Regions from separate parts of the Homo sapiens genome. Here region 1 is linked to region 2. A link is a loop called in an ENCODE intact Hi-C map of the cell type or tissue named here. Cell type or tissue: PC-3. All regions are shown on one strand. Each heading gives the region's core, and the rest is flanking DNA. Links, peaks and the distances in the headings are about the cores only.

Region 1 (9,298 bases), core at 1,299-9,298, 62 kb before region 2:
GGTCACACCTGTGATCCTAGTACTTTGGGAGGCCGAGGTGGACGGATCACTTGAGCCCAGGAATTTGAGACCAGGCCTGGGCAACATGGTCAGACCCCATCTCTAGAAAAAATACAAAACACTTTTTCTAAAATATGATAATACCTAACAGTGAAGGGTAATGTGAGGCACCTTATGTATGTGGCCATATTAGGTTGATTAACTTTTTAAATTTAAAATATGGCTTTCTTATATTGAATAAAGTTATGAAATTAGTTACAAATATAGCTTGTGTTACTGTGAAATATTTTAGTCATGCTTATCTTGCTATATATGCTTTATTGAATAAGCTATAGATGCAACCCCAGACAGATAAAATATTTAGCAGAATTATCAATTTTCTCGAAGAGAAGTTTTCTAATTAAATATAAGCTTAAACTTTCATTAGCATTGACAGCCTGTTTCTTTCAGGATTTTGAAAGATTTTGGCCACAGTTGTTTTATTAAGAACTTTAGAACATGTGATTGCTTTTGCATACATTAAAGGAGACTACATTTTAATGGAGAATTTATGATTTTTCAGTAAGAGATATGAAAGGGTGCCATAGATTTGAATTGAGAATAGTTTGGCTTTTATCCTGGAATCAAGAGTTTTTAAAAAATATTTTAATGTATTTAGCACACATTTATTGGAGCACCTACTATGTTATGGACTAAGCACAGGACTGTCATAAAAAATGAATCAGTAACATGGTTTGTAATGTATTTTTGACCTGTGCTAATCTTTGAGTAAGACTGAACATGCATTTTTTTCTCTTAAATATTATAAACAAATTATCAACTAGCCCAATAGTTTCATTTTAATCTATAAATTGTTTAATCATTAAGGCAAACTAACATTCAATTTTAGCTATAACAAAAAATTGTATAAATGGCATTTCCAAACTTTTTTATTAACGTAGTCATTAATGTGTTTATAAATATATGCTTATATTTGGAAATTTTAAATTTTTAGAAAATTATAATGTTTTTGGAAAAATATTTGGAAAGTGTAATTATCAATTATAAATACACACTCGTATAAGTTACCGTATGTTTATATATAACATGTGCTGATTTACATTCTATGACAAAATGGTACCACAAAAGGCAAACTTTAACTTGGATAGCAGAATTCTGGTCCTGTTACATGCCAAAGAAAAACTCCATCAGCTACCTATAGGTGCTCATTCATGTTTACAAATGGAATTATTCAAGTTCAAAGCTTTAAGCTGTACAAGCGCATTTTATATTGTAGGTTATTTTGGTTGGGCAATTTCTATTTGCTAAAGATTTATCAGATATATTCTAATCATTTTTTAGTAGACCAAAACTAAGTTATAATTAGTTCCTCAGTATTATATATTTTAAATCTATATTTATTTTAAAATACCATGTAACAATTTAAATAATAGTTCTTCCAGGTATTCTTGAGGAATGCATCTAGTCAATAGGATCATGGTACTAGTCAGTAAAATAGTTGCTGCCATTTTATTGTCTATGAGACCTTAAAAAAATAAAAATATAAGAACGTGACTCAGAATATTCACATACTCTGAAAAAATGTTATTAGAAAACTATCTCAGTTAATGGAAGTCAGATCTGGGTTCCAGATATGGCTCGGCCATTCATTAGCTATGTGACCTAGGCAAGCTACAGCACCTTCTGGGTCCTTTATTTTCTCATTTCTTTTGTCTGGTATTTTTGAGGATAAAATGAAATATGTCTAATATTTGGCTTCTAGAAGATTCTATTGTTTTAAGAAAGCAACTCATCAAACAGAAATATTAAGTCAAAGTTTTATTCAAAATATAGCACAATTTCTTAAAATCTGAAAACCCGTGTGTAACTGGTGTGTGATAATTTGAACTTAATTTTATTTTTTGAGACAAGGTCTCATTCTGTTGCCCAGACTAGAGTGCAGTAGCGCGATCTTGGTTCACAGCAACCACCACCTCCTGGGTTTAAGCAATTCTCGTGCCTCAGCCTCTCCAGTAGCTGGGACTACAGGCATGTGCCACCAGGCCCATCTAATTTTTGTACCTTTTAGTTCACCATGTTGGCCAGGCTGGTCTCGAACTCTTGACCTCAGGTGATCCGCTCGCTTTGGCCTCCGGAAGTGCTGGGATTATAGGCGTGAGCCACCGCACCTGGCCTGAACTTAATTTTAAATAAATAAAATACAATTCCTAAAGTCACTATACTTAAATAATGGTGGGACTGAGGCTAGATGACACACTGATTTTCTTGAACACTGCTGAAAGTGACCAACTGGTGATATTTTTTTTCTCTCTTGGTAAAGCACCCCCTGACCCATGTCTTCTTAAATTTTTATTATGGAAAAATTTAAATATATTCCATGGTAGACAGAATAGTCTAGTGAACTCCCATGTATGTGTCACCTGGCTTCAACAATTATCAGCTCCTGGACAATCTTGTTTCATCTATACCCTTAATCCTCTCTCTCCCCATTTGTATTATTTTGAAGCAATTGCTTCATATCATATTATTTCATCTGTAAATGGTTCAGTATGTGTCTCTAGAGGAGTCTTTAAGAGAAAACATTAAAATTTTTTTCAAGTTGTTTTTTTAAAGAAGGGTAGTGAGAAACTGAAGCAAGGCCCACATTTCTGTTGTACCTGCTCAGTCTGTTTCACTGCTCAACCTGGTGCCAATAGTGGTGGACCACTGTTGGCTTCATCTTCTCTTTCTGTAACATAGAAAAATAAGAGATCCAGTTAAAGCACCCAAATACCAGCTAGTGATTCGAAATTTGGGAGGAGAGTATACCGTTTTCCTCCCTTCATCTTATCCTTTCTCTAGGTTCACACTTCTGTGGACTTGTGGGCAAGACCTCTGAAAGGAAAGATGAGTGAGAGAACAGGACAGGACTGAGCTTTTATGGTTGCTGTCTTTTTTGTTTTTCTGTTTTTTAAGAGGAATGTAGAGGTTTGGGGTCCCTTGCAGACTTTTAGACTGCATCAACTTTTTACATTTCTTGCTTGCTTTCAGTGCACAAATGTTTGATGCTTTTGAAGGGCCATGGGCTGAGGATGCTTAGCTATGGCAAACGTGATACTTCTGCTCCTGAAGTGCACTGGCCAGTGACCTCCTCTTTGTGCTTGAGTGTTGAGGAGTGCCTTCTGCCCAGGAGATTCTGGAGAACTGTGGATGGGGGTCGGGGGGTGTTGTGAGAGTCTGGAAATGTGGAGGCTGGGCACAAGCTGCCTTTTGAGATCACTGTCAAGGCTCACAGAAGAGATGTCGAGGGTTACAAGACATAAGCTTCAGTTTAGGAATAAAGGTTGTGCATTGGCCAGGTGTGGTGGCTCACGCCTGTAATCCCAGCACTGCGAGAGGCTGAGGTGGGCGGATCACCTGAGGTCGGGAGTTCGAGACCAGCCTGACCAATATGGAGAAACCCCATCTCTACTAAAAATACAAAATTAGCCTGGTGTGGTGGCGGGCGCCTGTAGTCCCAGCTATTCTGGAGGCTGAGGCAGAATAATCACTTGAACCCAGGAGGCAGAGGTTGCAGTGAGCCGAGATCGCGCCATTGCACTCCAGCCTGGACAACAACAGCGGAACTCTGTCTCAAAAAAAAAAAAAGTTGTACATTAGGGTGGACCCCTCTCCCTGCTGACGCCGGACCCTGCTCAGACCTAGCAGACATGGAGAACAGGAACTCTAACAGCCAGTTGAGGTCTAAATAACTTCATTCCTCAAGGCTGAGTGTTAGTATTGTTTACCTGCTTTCCTTGAACTAATGACTTCTTGCCCTGAATAGTTTATTAGGGAGAAGTCTTATACTGATAGTTTTGGGGTCATAGGTTTGAACATATTTTGATTATCTCTATGAAAACAGGTTATAGAAAATAGCACAGAATCACTGACTTATTCAGATACAACCGATATCTAATTTAAAATGTGAGTTTCATGCTTTTTTTCATTGCACCATAGAAGGGGCAGAGAAATGTTTATTGAATGAGTTCACTAACCGCCATGCTTTGTGCTCCTGCTGCCCATATACCTTATCTCACTGGCTTTTCACTACAGATTTATAAGGGAGGTGCTATTATCCTCGTTTTGCTGATGAAATTAAGGTTCAATGATATTGCAGCATCAAGATCACTTGCTTAGTATGTTTGATACTTAGTATCACAAGTATCAAAGCTTGTGATAGATTTTAATTATTTCTCTCTGCTAGGCAAGATTAGTATGAACAAATTGTCAAGAAGAAGAAAAGGTCTATTGATTCAGGAACTGACTGACTAATCAAGCCTAGAATGGTCATTTGGTTTTTTAATACAAATAAGTGATGACAAGAAATGTTTATCATTTTAAGGATTTATAATGCTCAAAATGAATGTGATTTATTTAGTAAAGGTGCAATAAAAAATGTTCTCAGAGGCTTTCTGGAGAGATCTTATTTGTCAATTAACATGGCAACCAAATGGAGCTGTTGATCCAAGGTAATACACTGAAGACATTCATTCATTTAGTTGTAGATCATAATTCTATTAGGGAACATGTGGTAACCTAAGATCTGTTAGACTCTACCTTCATTACAGGAGCTATAATGAAAAAGTACTGATTGAAGAGGGAACTTGCAAAGAAATATGAGATGCTGTTAAATGTGGTCCCTCCTGCTTCAGATAATTACCACTTTAACTTTAATCTCTGATGCTCGTTGTCTTCATTCAGGCCACGTATATATAGTGAAGGATTTCATACCTGGCAGGTAATAATAGAGCAAAAATTCTAGGCCCAAACAAAACTTCACTTAAACCACTTTTCCTGAACATCTGCTCTGAAGTCAGACTCGACCACTTACTGTGTGACTTTGTAGGGCAATTAGTTAACTTCTCCTAGCTTCATTTGCCTACGATGGGGAAAATAAATGACAGTACTGACTTCATATGATGGTTGTGAGGAACTAATATATGTAAATGTTATGTAATTCATGTAAGATGCACAACACAGAGCCAGGAGGAACATGTTAGCCACTTTCTATATCAGTGGCGATGGCTTTACGGCATGCTACAAGCTGTGGATATGAAAATGAGTGAAGCTCATGGCGCATGGTGATAGTATAAGCTCTGTCATACAGAGCTTATCACTATCTTGTGGGATGTCAGAGTGCTAGGGAGACATAAGGGAAAAGGGATTTGCTGCCTGTGTAGGGATGTGAGGGTCATTTGGAAGTGGAATCTTGAAAGTTGACTGGATAGTCCACTCTTGATGATCTGTGAATTTACATATTATTTAATTCAAGAGGAATATTTACATTTTGGCAAATCTTGAATTAAAACTCCCATAGTTACCTTTGATTAATTATGGGCTCTACTGGCATCTCAAAATTTCTATTTATTTTGGCAGCTGACACACTGGCGTACACTTTCCTTTCAAACCAAAATATTTTCCCTTCCCTTCTTTACCAGGGAAAGTTTAAGCCAGAAAGAGAAACTTCTGTAGCCTGGTACAGATATGTAGCAGTCTGAGAAATGATGATCACAGTAATATATGTTTTTATAGAAATAGAATGAGTCAAGGGATAGCTGAATTTTGGCTTTGGTTCTTAATAATGTGGTTACATTCAATTAATTACCTTTTGTGTTTTAGACTCAGTCTAGTAATGCCAAAACATACTAGCTCAAGTATAAAAAGAAGCAATAATAGAGTGGTGGTGGTGGTGGTGGGTAGCATGGGTTATATTTAGATGAGAACATTTAAACTCAGTACAGTTTTTGCCTGTGAGCACATAACCTAACTGTGAACACCCCAGCATCCAAGACAAAAATGTAACATGATGGGTGATGTAGATCTCATTCTCTAATGAAAATAAGCATACTTTTAAACAAGAGTGAAATATTTTTGAGAGAAATTTGCCTTGCAGGTTTCTAATCATGGGGCGTTGACAGACAATGAATTTTTCCATTGCTGACAAATTTTACAAGAAAATTCATAGATGTTTAACAAACAGCAGTTACTAATATTTTCTGCTTATTAAAATCTGAGATCATGCTGTTAAGCCATAATTCTATAAAAGCAAGTCCAAAGGGACCAGTATATACTATGTATTTTCTGATGATGTGACTTGATAAATAGGTTGAATCTGAAGGAATGAGTAATTAGCATATCCTTTGTTTAGACTGTTTATCTTGGCTTGTAGGGCATTTGACCAGTTGTGAGAGAGAGAAGACATGTCAGTAGTAAATACCTGAATGGCAGATATTCCATGTAGCTGAATGAAAAAAAAAAAAAAAAGCTATATGCTTAAGATATGGGGTATATGGATGCCAGAGATAGTATTTTATTGTGAAAATTCAAGCACCAAATTTGTATTTTGTTTGTTCTTAATGGTGAGCCACTCACCTCTTGATGCTTTTTCTTAAGGAATTTTGTTTTGGTGAAATTGAACTTTATTTTAATCTTTCCAAAGGTATGGACCTTAGAACTTGAAAGACAGAGCTGTTTCAGGTTTTGAGAGCAAAGCCCTTCTCTTCATAAGGAAATCATACAGTAGTTCCTGTAGAATATTTAAGCTGGACTGCATCATAGCTGGCCAACTAGGATAAAAGCTATAAAGCACACCCCTAAGGATCTAATGAAGTTAACCTGTTGAATGGATTTGCTTAACTCCGTGGTTCTCAAAGAGTAATCCCTGGTGTCATTTGGAAACTTGTCAGAGATGGGAATTCTTGGACACGACCCATGCTGAATGAGACTGTGGGGATGGACCCAGTAATCTGTATTTTAACAAGAACTCCAGGTGATTCTGACGTACTCTCAAGTATGAGAAACGCTGGCTTAGATCAGCCATCTGGATGTTAAAAAAAAATGGCCACAAATGATTATTTTGGTCTGTGGCATAATTACAATTTGGTTGTTTTTCCTGATAGGAACAGACCAGCAGGTTCACGTGCTGCTTGTGGCAGCTTCTGGAATGTCATGAAAAGCCTTGTCATTAGCTATATACTGATGTAGGTCTTCCCATTTTGCCCTGGCAGGCAGTATTATTCAGGTGTATACTAAAAACAAGGGTCCTCTCTGAAACATTCATTTTGTTTTGTCAGAAGCTTATTTTTATCAACTTTGATTTTCATAGTGGTATCATAAGGTCTTTCTTTTAGAAATTGTCCTGTGAAGTAGAGATGACAGAAACTGAAACTAACCAGTTACTGACATGCAACTCAGTATATTAAATATAATAATTAAGACTACAGAATATGATGAGGTTTAAGCATTGTGATAAAGTTTGCTTTGCTTAGCCTTGAAAATCATTGGTGATCTTTTATTTTCCTTCATGATTACTAAGCTCACATGTTCTAGAGTCAGAAGGTCTGGGTTCACATTCTGCCTCCACTTACCTAACATTGATGGAATTATTTAAATACTCGAAGCTTCAGTTTCTTCATCTGTGAAGTGGGATAATAACTGAACATATCTAATTGTATCAGGGTTTTGTGAAGAATAAATGAGGTTATGAATGTAACCCATAATGTTAGCTGCTGATAGTAATCCTATTAGTACTGTTACTACCACCAGTACTCCTGTGGTTAGTAGATAACCCAGAGATGCATTTATGATGGGTCTCTAATTTGTATGCCACTCTGTCATCTCAATGGGGAAAAGGAAGATAAGATTTCTCTTTCTCTTCTTATGGTTTTAGTACCTCTGATATATATCATTTGTATAGGTAAAATATAAAAGGTAATATTTGTATAAGTAAAATATAAGTAATATTTGAGTGCCTACTGTTTGCCAGGCACTAGCCAGCATATTCATACCCTCAGAACCCTTAGAGTGCCTCCTTTATTCAAATGTATGTCTTAATTAGTATGGTTCTTTGCCATGATCATTACCCTACCCAAGGAAGGATCACTTACTTGGTTTATAGTAAGACTTGGGTTTGAATCTGACTATGCCACTAAACTATGCAGTAACCAATCTGTGTAGTAAATTGTGTAAGTTTTCTTTAGTCTCAGTTTTTATTATTAAAATAGGAGTAATAGGCTGGGTACAGTAGCTCATGTCTATAGTCCCAGCTACTTGGGAGGCCGAGGCCAGAGGATCACTGGAGCCCAGGAGTTTGATGCTGTGGTGAGCTGTGATTGTGCCACTGCACTCCAACTTGGGCAACAGAGTGAGACCCTGTCTCAGATAATAATAATAATAATAATAATAATAATAATAATAATAATAATAAAAAAATGTAACTTAGAAGATTTGAGGATTAATTAAGACAGTGTTTATCAAGTACCTAGAATAATATCAGGTGCTTAGTAGATGCTCAATAAAGGGTAGGTCTGCTTTTCTAATTTCTCCCTTTAGGGTGCCAAGAGAAACTGGCAGTGGGGTTGAAAGCAAATTGAGTTGTCAGTATCTTTTGTTTTATAAGAGATTCTTTAATAATCTATCTGAAAGCAGCACACTTCACTCTTCTGTCCCCCAGCAAATTTTTTAAGTAGATTTTTTTTGAAAGAAGCTTATTTTATGTTTTATGTAGCATAATTAAAATGCCATGATTGTCTTTTTTTTTTTGAGATGGAGTCTCGCTCTAACGCCAGGCTGGAGTGCAATGGTGTGATCTCAGCTCACTGCAACCCCGCCTCCCAGGTTCAAACGATTCTCCTGCCTCAGCCTCCCAAGTAGCTGGGGTTACAGGCACCTGCCACCACGCCCAGCTAATTTTTGTATTTTTTCACCATGTTGTGGGCAGGCTGGTCTCGAACTCCTGACCTTGTGATCTGCCCACCTCGGCCTCCCAAAGTGCTGGGATTACAGGTGTGAGCCACTGTACCCAGCTGTGATTGTCCTTTTAAGACTCTAAGTGATCATTTTCTTACTAATTGATCACTGACCCTTGCCTTTTTGTGGGCAAAAGTGATGGACTTTGATTAGTGGGCAAAAGTGGTGGACTTTGATTAATAAATTCTCATCCTTATTTTTGGTTCCTGCCATAATTGTCATAATTTAAACTGTAAATCTTGAAAGAACAAGACATGTTAGGATATCAAAAAGCTAGAATACAAATGTATTTTGGAGTTAGGACAGGGACATCAGAGATCCAATCAAACCACTCCTTTTATGGACCAGAAAAGAGGTATAAAGGACGAAAGTGCCCAAGCTCATAAAATACGACAGGCAGAGTTGAAGCTTCCTAGTGTCTAATGCCCATTCCACTCATTTATGCTAATGTTCATGTTTTGGTCATTAGCTCAAGTTCAATCAAGAAGAGCATCACCTAACAAGGTTTCTATTTTACAGTTAATCTTTG
Region 2 (8,000 bases), core at 1-8,000:
ATTAGTTTTTATAATTTTCATCAGATTTTTGTTATATTTTTTGGAAGTGAAACTTTTAGCAAGTGGGTGTCTAGTTTTTACTAATCCCTAATTTTTTTTCCAGTGTATTGCTCATATTATCAGAAGGAAAAGTTATTTAAGTATGTCAGTTAATTGTACTACTTGGCTGAATTTCCATATAGTTTTTACTGTGTATGGGGAGGTTGTAGTATTTATTATAGCATTTTAAATAAGGGTAATTCATTTTTTATTAAAGTCATTTTCACGTTAAGTTCCTATTTTTGTATGTTCTACTCTTAAGTTATATAACACAGTTCCTTTTTTAAAAGAGTTCATTTGTTGAAGTGCTAGTGAAAAATTAATGTTATTAAATAGTTTGCAAATGACTATTTATACCAGTATGCATATAATTTTTAAATATTTGTAATGTGAGATGTTGAATGAATAAAACTTTTAACTCAGATTTCTTTTAATATACTTATTTCTTTTTAACACAAGTAGATGATGCTTTCTTGACTGGGAATGTAACATTTTAAAATATTAGGAATATACTGTTCAGCTAATGCAGCACAAACCAATAGGAAAAAATCTTCAGTCATATAAGTACTGTGGCCAGTGTGCATTCTTATGTAAGCCTATAAGCGTCGGTGGGTGGTTGTGTCTTTGGCCTGTACTGTTAGTTCACCTGCTGCCTGCCCTGCAGAGTTCTTTTTATTTGTAGCCTTCAATATGTATACAGGGAGTAAGCCCAGGATCTAAGCATTCAGTTATCAGTTGAAGGCCAAATGCCCAACAAAAGTGAAAAACCCAATGTTTAGTTAATAATGAAAGTCCGTATCTGGGAGGTTCAGTTTTGAGTCTTTGTCAATGAATAGTCTTGATTTGTGGCCACACTACCAAAGGGCTTGAAAACAAGTCTCTTTTGACTTCCAATTCCCAGTTCCTCCATAGACCTTAATGTCATAGGATACGGTGTGTGGGATTATAATCTCTATGGCATGTCAATTGAAAATATTATCTTTGATTTGATCCATTAATCATGTGGACTACCAAGTGCTGTAATGTGTTAGTATTTATATTTTAAACTGCATTCTCAAACTTTTAACATAAGGATTTATTATAACAAAATATAACACTGAGAATATCCTGTTTTGTCAGATTTAATATCTGTTCTTTCTTGAGTATAGTATTCTCAAGACTAGAAGAGGTTCTTGTCCTGAGAGAAATGGACTATGAGATCTTTTGCGTCTAAGTTGTCTTTCCCAACAGGCAGCTCTTCTAACTATAGAGATTACTGAGGGTAAGGGCAGGCTGGACAGCTTCCCCTTTCTCTCATCTGGCAATTCCCAAACCTTACGTTGAGCATTCAATGAAGGGCCTTGAGGAAACCCCAGGGATGGGACACTGGAGATGTGGGTGGCATTTGGTTATCAAGTCTATAATATTCCTAGGCATTCTGGGATGGTTTCACTATTTTAAGAAAAGAAAAAAAAGATAGCCCAAGCATATTTAGTTTATTTTAGGAAATGTTTATTTCAGGTAAGTGAGATATCAATGATATGTGATATAACAACTCTATCTTGAAATTACATAGGTGCATTGCTTTGGGTGTTTTAAATCACAGAATGGTGTGTCTGGAAAGGGTGTAAGAGGCTTCCTGGGCTATATTTCTTCATTCACTGATTGCCTAAACCTACCCAACGAGGAAAATTCTTTTTATTTTTATCTTTTGTTTTTACTGTCTAACCAGATGAATAAACAGTGGAAATTCTCTACCACACTCTTAACAATCAAGTCATTTCATAACCCCTTTTGGTAATGGGTGTTTGTGTCCACAGCTAGATCAGAAAGTAAGTACTTTTTCTAGGGATTTTTTTTTTTTTTTAAGTTTGGGAAATAGTTTGATCAAAAGTCATGGGGAAAGTAATCTCTGATTTTAAAAATTGAAGAATACTGAAGGTGTCAGTGAGTTAGAAATTTTTAAGGAGTAATTATTTTCTGAAATGTGTAATAACCGAATAATAAACAAGACAAAACTCTAATATTTCAGACTGTGATCTTCAGAGGACTAGGATAGTCCTTTCCACAAGAAAAAGACAAAAAAAAATAAAGTTTTACCATTAAATACACTTAGAAAATGGGTCACCTTGTTTCTTGCAAAGTCAAAATAATGCACATTTGCACATTAGCTTATTAAGACTTCAAGAAATTCTACAATGAAGAAATCTTTTTTATTTTATTTTATTTTATTTTATTTTATTTATTTATTTTTTTGAGATGGAGTTTTGCTCTTGTTGCCCAGGCTGGAGTGAGTGCAATGGTGTGCTCTCAGCTCACTGCAACCCCTGCCTCCCGTGTTCAAGCCATTCTCCTACCTCAGCCTCCAAAGTAGCTGGGATTACAGGCATGCACCACCATGCCCAACTAATTTTGTATTTTTAGTAGAGATGGGGTTTCTCCATGTTGGTCAGGCTGGTCTCGAACTCCTGACCTCAGGTGATCCGCCCGCCTTGGCCTCCCAAAGTGCTGGGATTACAGGCGTGAGCCACCGTGCCCAGCCAGAAACCTATTTACTTTGTTGAAAGTGTCCCTCTCACTCCAATTTCTCTGACTACAGATTCTGTTTACAGGTAACACATGGAACATACTTTGGGCTATACCACTGTAACATTTTAGTATGTTTCAAGAAGCTTTGAAACCCCACTTTGTTTTTTGGCATCCATACATGTGTTCTGGAAGGGTGCTTGGCCCTGCCACTTGTGAGCCACTTTCAGAGCTGCTTTCATTGCCCACACCTACTTTACTGGAGTTCTAGGTACTTACGTAGCTTCTAAGCCCTGTCCTAGTTCCAGTGCATCCTCCTAATTCGTCTTCCCTCTACTACCATCCCAGAAGAAAGAAAAAGAGAAGTTACTTTGCACAATAAAGCTATTTTGATTATGCTTTTCACTGTCTCAGACCAGCCCTTGTTTCTCATGAGTGCCTCAAATGCCACTTGAGACAAGCAGCTAGTGCTTTGAATCTGCCATTCTATGATATGCTGTCTCCCTTTCTCATCATTCCTATATCCTCCTTCAAAATTTTCTTTTGCAAACTTCCCTCAGCACCCCTCACCCGCTGATTCTCTTGAGAATAGGCGCCACTGGCTTTGAATAAATTCTAAGAATTTAGAAAATGAACATTTGCGCCCCACTAGGAACTCTTACCTAGCAATACCAATTCAGTCGTCCTCATTAGAGAACATTTTATTTTGCCGTGCCTTGAGTCTTCTCAGGATATTTTGGGTTATCATCTTTCTCTAGTCAAGCTGGGTGTCATTGTTGGCTGTCTGGAAAAAGTGTCTTATTGTGATTCAGCGTGGTGACCAGAGTTGGAAAAGTACACATTGTCTCAGGGAAGTTAAAAATGAACAGCAGCATCCCAAATCAGAATGTGAGCAAACCTCCAGCCTTTAGTATTGCGTGTAATTTGATTCAGTGTCAGGGAAAAACTGCCTGTGGGTAGCTGGGCTGGAGGTGGTGAATCAGTGCACGCAAATGCCAGCAGCTAAGCTTGAGCTTTCTTTATCCTTTTCATCGGAGTTCTATTTCAGGAAGCCCGGCTTTGATACCCTAAAAATGTCAATGTGATCAAGCAAATGTCACCATTTTAAAGAGATTATTTTCAACTCTTCTCCCACCTCCCTGTGAGACCTAGGAGTGACTCCCCAGAACCCACCAAAGGCAGCAGGGCATTTTAAACTCGTGAAATCAGTTACCCAGGAAGAGAACCGGGAGGGGTGGTGGTAAAATAATTATGTGAAGCTGCAAAGAATGTTTTAGCTAGGATCCAAGAAAGACCTGGCGCTTCCTTATTTGGAGGAATGAAGGTGATACAGGAGCTAAAAGGAAATTATTTAGGCGGTTAGCGAGGGTAAGAGAGTCCTCAGGCTTCCCTTTTAACAAAAAGCAGCCCCCAAATCATTTCTTTTCTAACAAAGAGCAGCCTGTAAAATCGAGCTGCAGACATAAATAAGCAAGCTGGAAGCCTGCATAGGTAAATGCCGGCAGCTGTGCCAACAGGAAAAGGCTAGCTGGGGGCCAGGCATGTTCAACATGGAGGCTCCCTCTTCCTTTTCTTTGTCGCTATGTGTGCAGTAGAAAGGCAGGCAACATGGCGTTGGCCAGGTAGAGACCCCCATCTGCATAATAAAAGATTAGGGTGGGATGGCCAGCTTCTTTGTGCGTGATGCAAGTGTCACGCCTGGTCCGACCAATCTCTCTGGCCCTACGTGAATCAGACACGCCTCCTCAAGCTCATCTATAAAATCCCATGCATTTCATTGTGGAGCCGGAAGTCCCACCCGGGAGCCCCTCTCTCTCCTAAGAGAGAGAGCTATTCTCTTTCTTTTGCTTATTGAACCTCCAGGGTTAAACTCACTTCTTGTATGTCCGCGTTGTTGATTTCCCTGGCACGAGACGACGAACCTCGGGTACTTACCCCAGACCACAACGCCGCTTCAAAGGCACAATTCCCCTTTCATGTTTGAGGGAAAAGTGCTGTGGGTCCTTGAGTGTTTGGTGACAGAAGGTTTGATTCCAACAGCGTGCTGGGTGGGGTAGGGTGGGTGAGGGTGGGGTGGGGTGAGGGTGACGGTGGGGTGGGGTGAGGGTGAGGGTGGGGTGAGGGTGAGGGTTGGGGTGGGGTGGGGTGAGGGTGGGGTGGGGTGAGGGTGGGGTGGGGTGAGGGTGAGGGTTGGGGTGGGGTGGGGTGGGGTGAGGGTGGGGTGAGGGTGGGGTGGGGTGAGGGTGGGAATGTGGAATAGTCACATCCATCAGATGACTCTCAGCACTGCTGACTTCAATGACGGAATGATTTGGTTCAGAAGAAACTAGTAAATGCTGATCCCCTGTTATATATCAGGCCCTTACATACATTAGCAAGGATAACACTTCCATGAGGTATTGAACAGATCATAGAACTGTCTCATGGAGAAGGTGGGTGATTTGGCCAAGGCTGGGATGTGCCTAGGTCCCAATTCTCATCTACTAATCTCAAATCTTCTCCTTTAAACCTTCTTGCCGCTGGATTAGCAATGAACAGGATCAGGGCTTTTTATTCAAGTTTTATTTTGTTTTTAAAAGAAAAGTTTCATTCCTAAACCTAATCTGGGTGTAACTGTCATATTTGAAACTATAGAGATAGGATGATAAAACAAAAGTTGTAAGATGGGTGGGCACGGTGGCTCACGCCTGTTATCCCAGCACTCCGGGAGACCTAGGCTGAGGATCAATTGAACCCAGGAGTTCAAGACCAGCCTGGGCAACATGGCAAAACCCCGTCTCAACAACAACAACAACAACAACAAAAACTTAGCTGGGCATGGTGGTGTGTGCCTGTCGTTCCAGCTGCTGCGGGGGAAGGGGGCTGCTGAGATGGAGGATCGCTTGAGCCCAGCAGGTGGAGGCTGCAGTGAGCCACGATCTCACTATGGCACTCCAGCCTGAGCAACAAAGTGAGACCATCTTGGGGGATAAAACAAAAACACCACAAAATAAAACCAAAAAAACTCAAAAGTTGTACAATGGCTGGGAACAATGGCTCATGCCTGTAATCCCAGCACTTTGGAAGGTGGGAGGATCACTTGAGGCCAGGAGTTCAAGACGAGTTTGGGCAGCATGGCAAGACCCTGCCTCTAATTTTAAAAATAAAAAATAAAAATAAACTTTGTAAGAGCAAATGTGAGTTTTGATTGTGAGTCCTAAAATGTGGCCACTTCCTCTCTTAAAAACTGACTCTCAGCTAAGACAGGTGCTCGAGGTCATGTAATTAGTTAGTAGGGAGGCAGATAAGGAGGCCAGAGGGAAGTCCTTGAGCTCTGTCAAGCTCAGGTGGCTCAGGCCCACCTCTGCAGTTCTTGTCTGCCTTACTGGCTTCCATTAAGCCCATGAGTATGGCTCAGAGGCCAGAACTGGGTATATATTTTAGGAGTAGGGACAAGGTAGTTGAAATGACATTTCTATTCACTTTAAGGAAGTACAGTACAGACTTCTTAGTACATATTCTTTCTCTTTGATCCAACCACCAAGAGAGACACATCAGTTTGGAGTAGGAAACAAAGAAAAAGGAGGGCCCTTTTCTCTAGTATTGTAAACCCAAGAATTCCAGAAACACAATTTTAGGAGTGAGAATAATAATAATAAGGCCGGGGGCGGTGGCTCATGCCTGTAATCCCAGCACTTTGAGAGGCCAAGGTGGGCAGATCACGAGATCAGGAGTTCGAGACCAGCCTGATCAACATGGTGAAACCCCATGTCTACTAAAAATGCAAAAATTAGCCAGGCATGGTGGCGCACGCCTGTAATCCCAGCTACTCAGGAGGCTGAGGCAGGAGAATCTCTTGAACCCAGGAGGTGGAGGTTACAGTGAGCTGAGATCGCACCACTGCACTCCAGCCTGGGTAACAGAGCAAGACTCCATCTCAAAATATTAATAATAACTACAACATTGGTGGAGTGCTTTCCAAGTGCTAGGCATTTGATATAGGGATCTCCTTTCTACCTCCCCACAAGCCTATGTCATAGATACTGTCATTATACAGTATCTCATTTTAAGGCGACCAAGGTTCAAAAACGTTAACTAATCTGCAAAGCCAGGATTCAAATCCAGGCACGCAGGTCCTGCCTGTTTCACCTCACCCCTTAGAAATGTCCAACCTAAAAGGGAAATTTGATTAAAATTTCATTTATTCCCCTGCGTTGGTTAAAAACTCACCAATGAATAGTGTGACAGCTAATCTGTGTTGTAGCTATGCCATCCCCAAATTCTCAAGGGACTAAGATGAGGCCCAACTAACCAAAATCACATGGGTTCCGAGGAAGGCTATCCAGCTTGCTAAATAATGAAGAGATAGATAGGTAAGTGGTTGGAGGGATAGATTTTATTTTATTTTATTTTATTTTTGAGACAGGGTCTCACTTTGTCACCCAGACTGGAGTGCAGTGGTACCATCATGGCTCACTGCAGCTTTGACCTCCTGGGCTTAAGTGATCCTCCCACCTTAGCTTCCTGAGTAGCTGGGACCACAGATGAGCATAACCACACTCAGCTAATTTTTTATTTCTGGTACAGACAGGTTCTCTATATGTGTATCTATATGTCTATGTGTATATATAGAGACATGTATATCTCTGTATATCTCAGATATATGTTTTTTAGATGCAAAGAAAAATCCCACCAAGAAGAAAGGGTTTTACTTTTTTCTATAGAACTATAATTGACCAACATGCTCTATATAGAAAATCAAGCCTCCTCTCATGCATCTGATCCTTTGATATCTGCACGGTCTATGTAATCTCACAAAAATAGTCCTGAAATCCAAAGGAATGGGGGAGAGACTTACGGATGTGTCCTCGTGAATTTTAAAACAGCACTTGAACGTTTTGCTTTTGGATTCAGATGTCAGAAGCATCAAAATAGATTTCTACAGAGAATTTATATTCCTGACTTTTTATATATATATGTGTGTGTATATATGTAAAGAGAGGCAGTGTCTGCCATTTTTAGAGCACTGGAGCTTTGAATTACACATGGCTTTGATCCTTGCCGCAGCCTAAACAGCTGTTCTTGAGCAGATGTGATGCTGTAGAGCCTGGAAGAATCAACTTAGAATCTCTGAACCTAGATTTGCAGCAAAACGCCCTTCTGAGGGAGACGTTAAGACCATGGTCAAATACAGTCATCAGCAACTTCCTTTTTCTTTGCCCCTTCCCAAAGTTCAACTCCTACAAAGACCAAACATGAAATTCTAAAGCTGGAGAGGATGCAACCTGGGAAATCAGATTTAGTCTCGTAAGTGTTGTACTTAAGTCAGGATCAGCAGCCCTCCATAAGGGGTGTCGGAGGGTGAGGAGGAGGAGTTTAAGGGGGAGAGTAGGGAGAATGAGGAGGTCAAGAAGAGAGAGGAGAAGAATTTAACTATTGCATGTAATTTTGTGTCCAGAAGGTAACAGCACCCTCTA

The links. A loop is a pair of places that touch in the nucleus more often than their neighbours do. Peaks named below come from ENCODE experiments on the same cell type or tissue, not always from the same donor. Only the 100,000 strongest peaks of a DNase experiment are listed, where the experiment ranks them.
Region 1: it touches region 2 in a loop (2.8-fold over the local background); 48 of 110 quality-filtered maps call a loop at or near these places.

The regions. Positions count from the first base shown.
Region 1 is chr5:173,896,792-173,906,089 of GRCh38, forward strand. All of the region lies in intron 1 of CPEB4 (cytoplasmic polyadenylation element binding protein 4), which reads left to right. Among named protein-coding and RNA genes, the nearest start is that of CPEB4, 13 kb to the left of the region's middle. RefSeq lists a silencer at 4,935-5,229. In PC-3, for the core only: no CTCF peak of the experiment used is centred there; no DNase peak of the experiment used is centred there; H3K27ac peaks cover 1,879 bases.
Region 2 is chr5:173,959,848-173,967,847 of GRCh38, forward strand. CPEB4 (cytoplasmic polyadenylation element binding protein 4) reads left to right here. Exons shown (of 10, transcript NM_030627.4): 10 at 1-2,133. Among named protein-coding and RNA genes, the nearest start is that of C5orf47, 25 kb to the right of the region's middle. RefSeq lists enhancers at 3,590-4,789, 3,684-4,566, 7,997-8,000. In PC-3, for the core only: no CTCF peak of the experiment used is centred there; a DNase peak (open chromatin) is centred at 3,454; H3K4me3 peaks cover 1,779 bases; H3K27ac peaks cover 2,056 bases.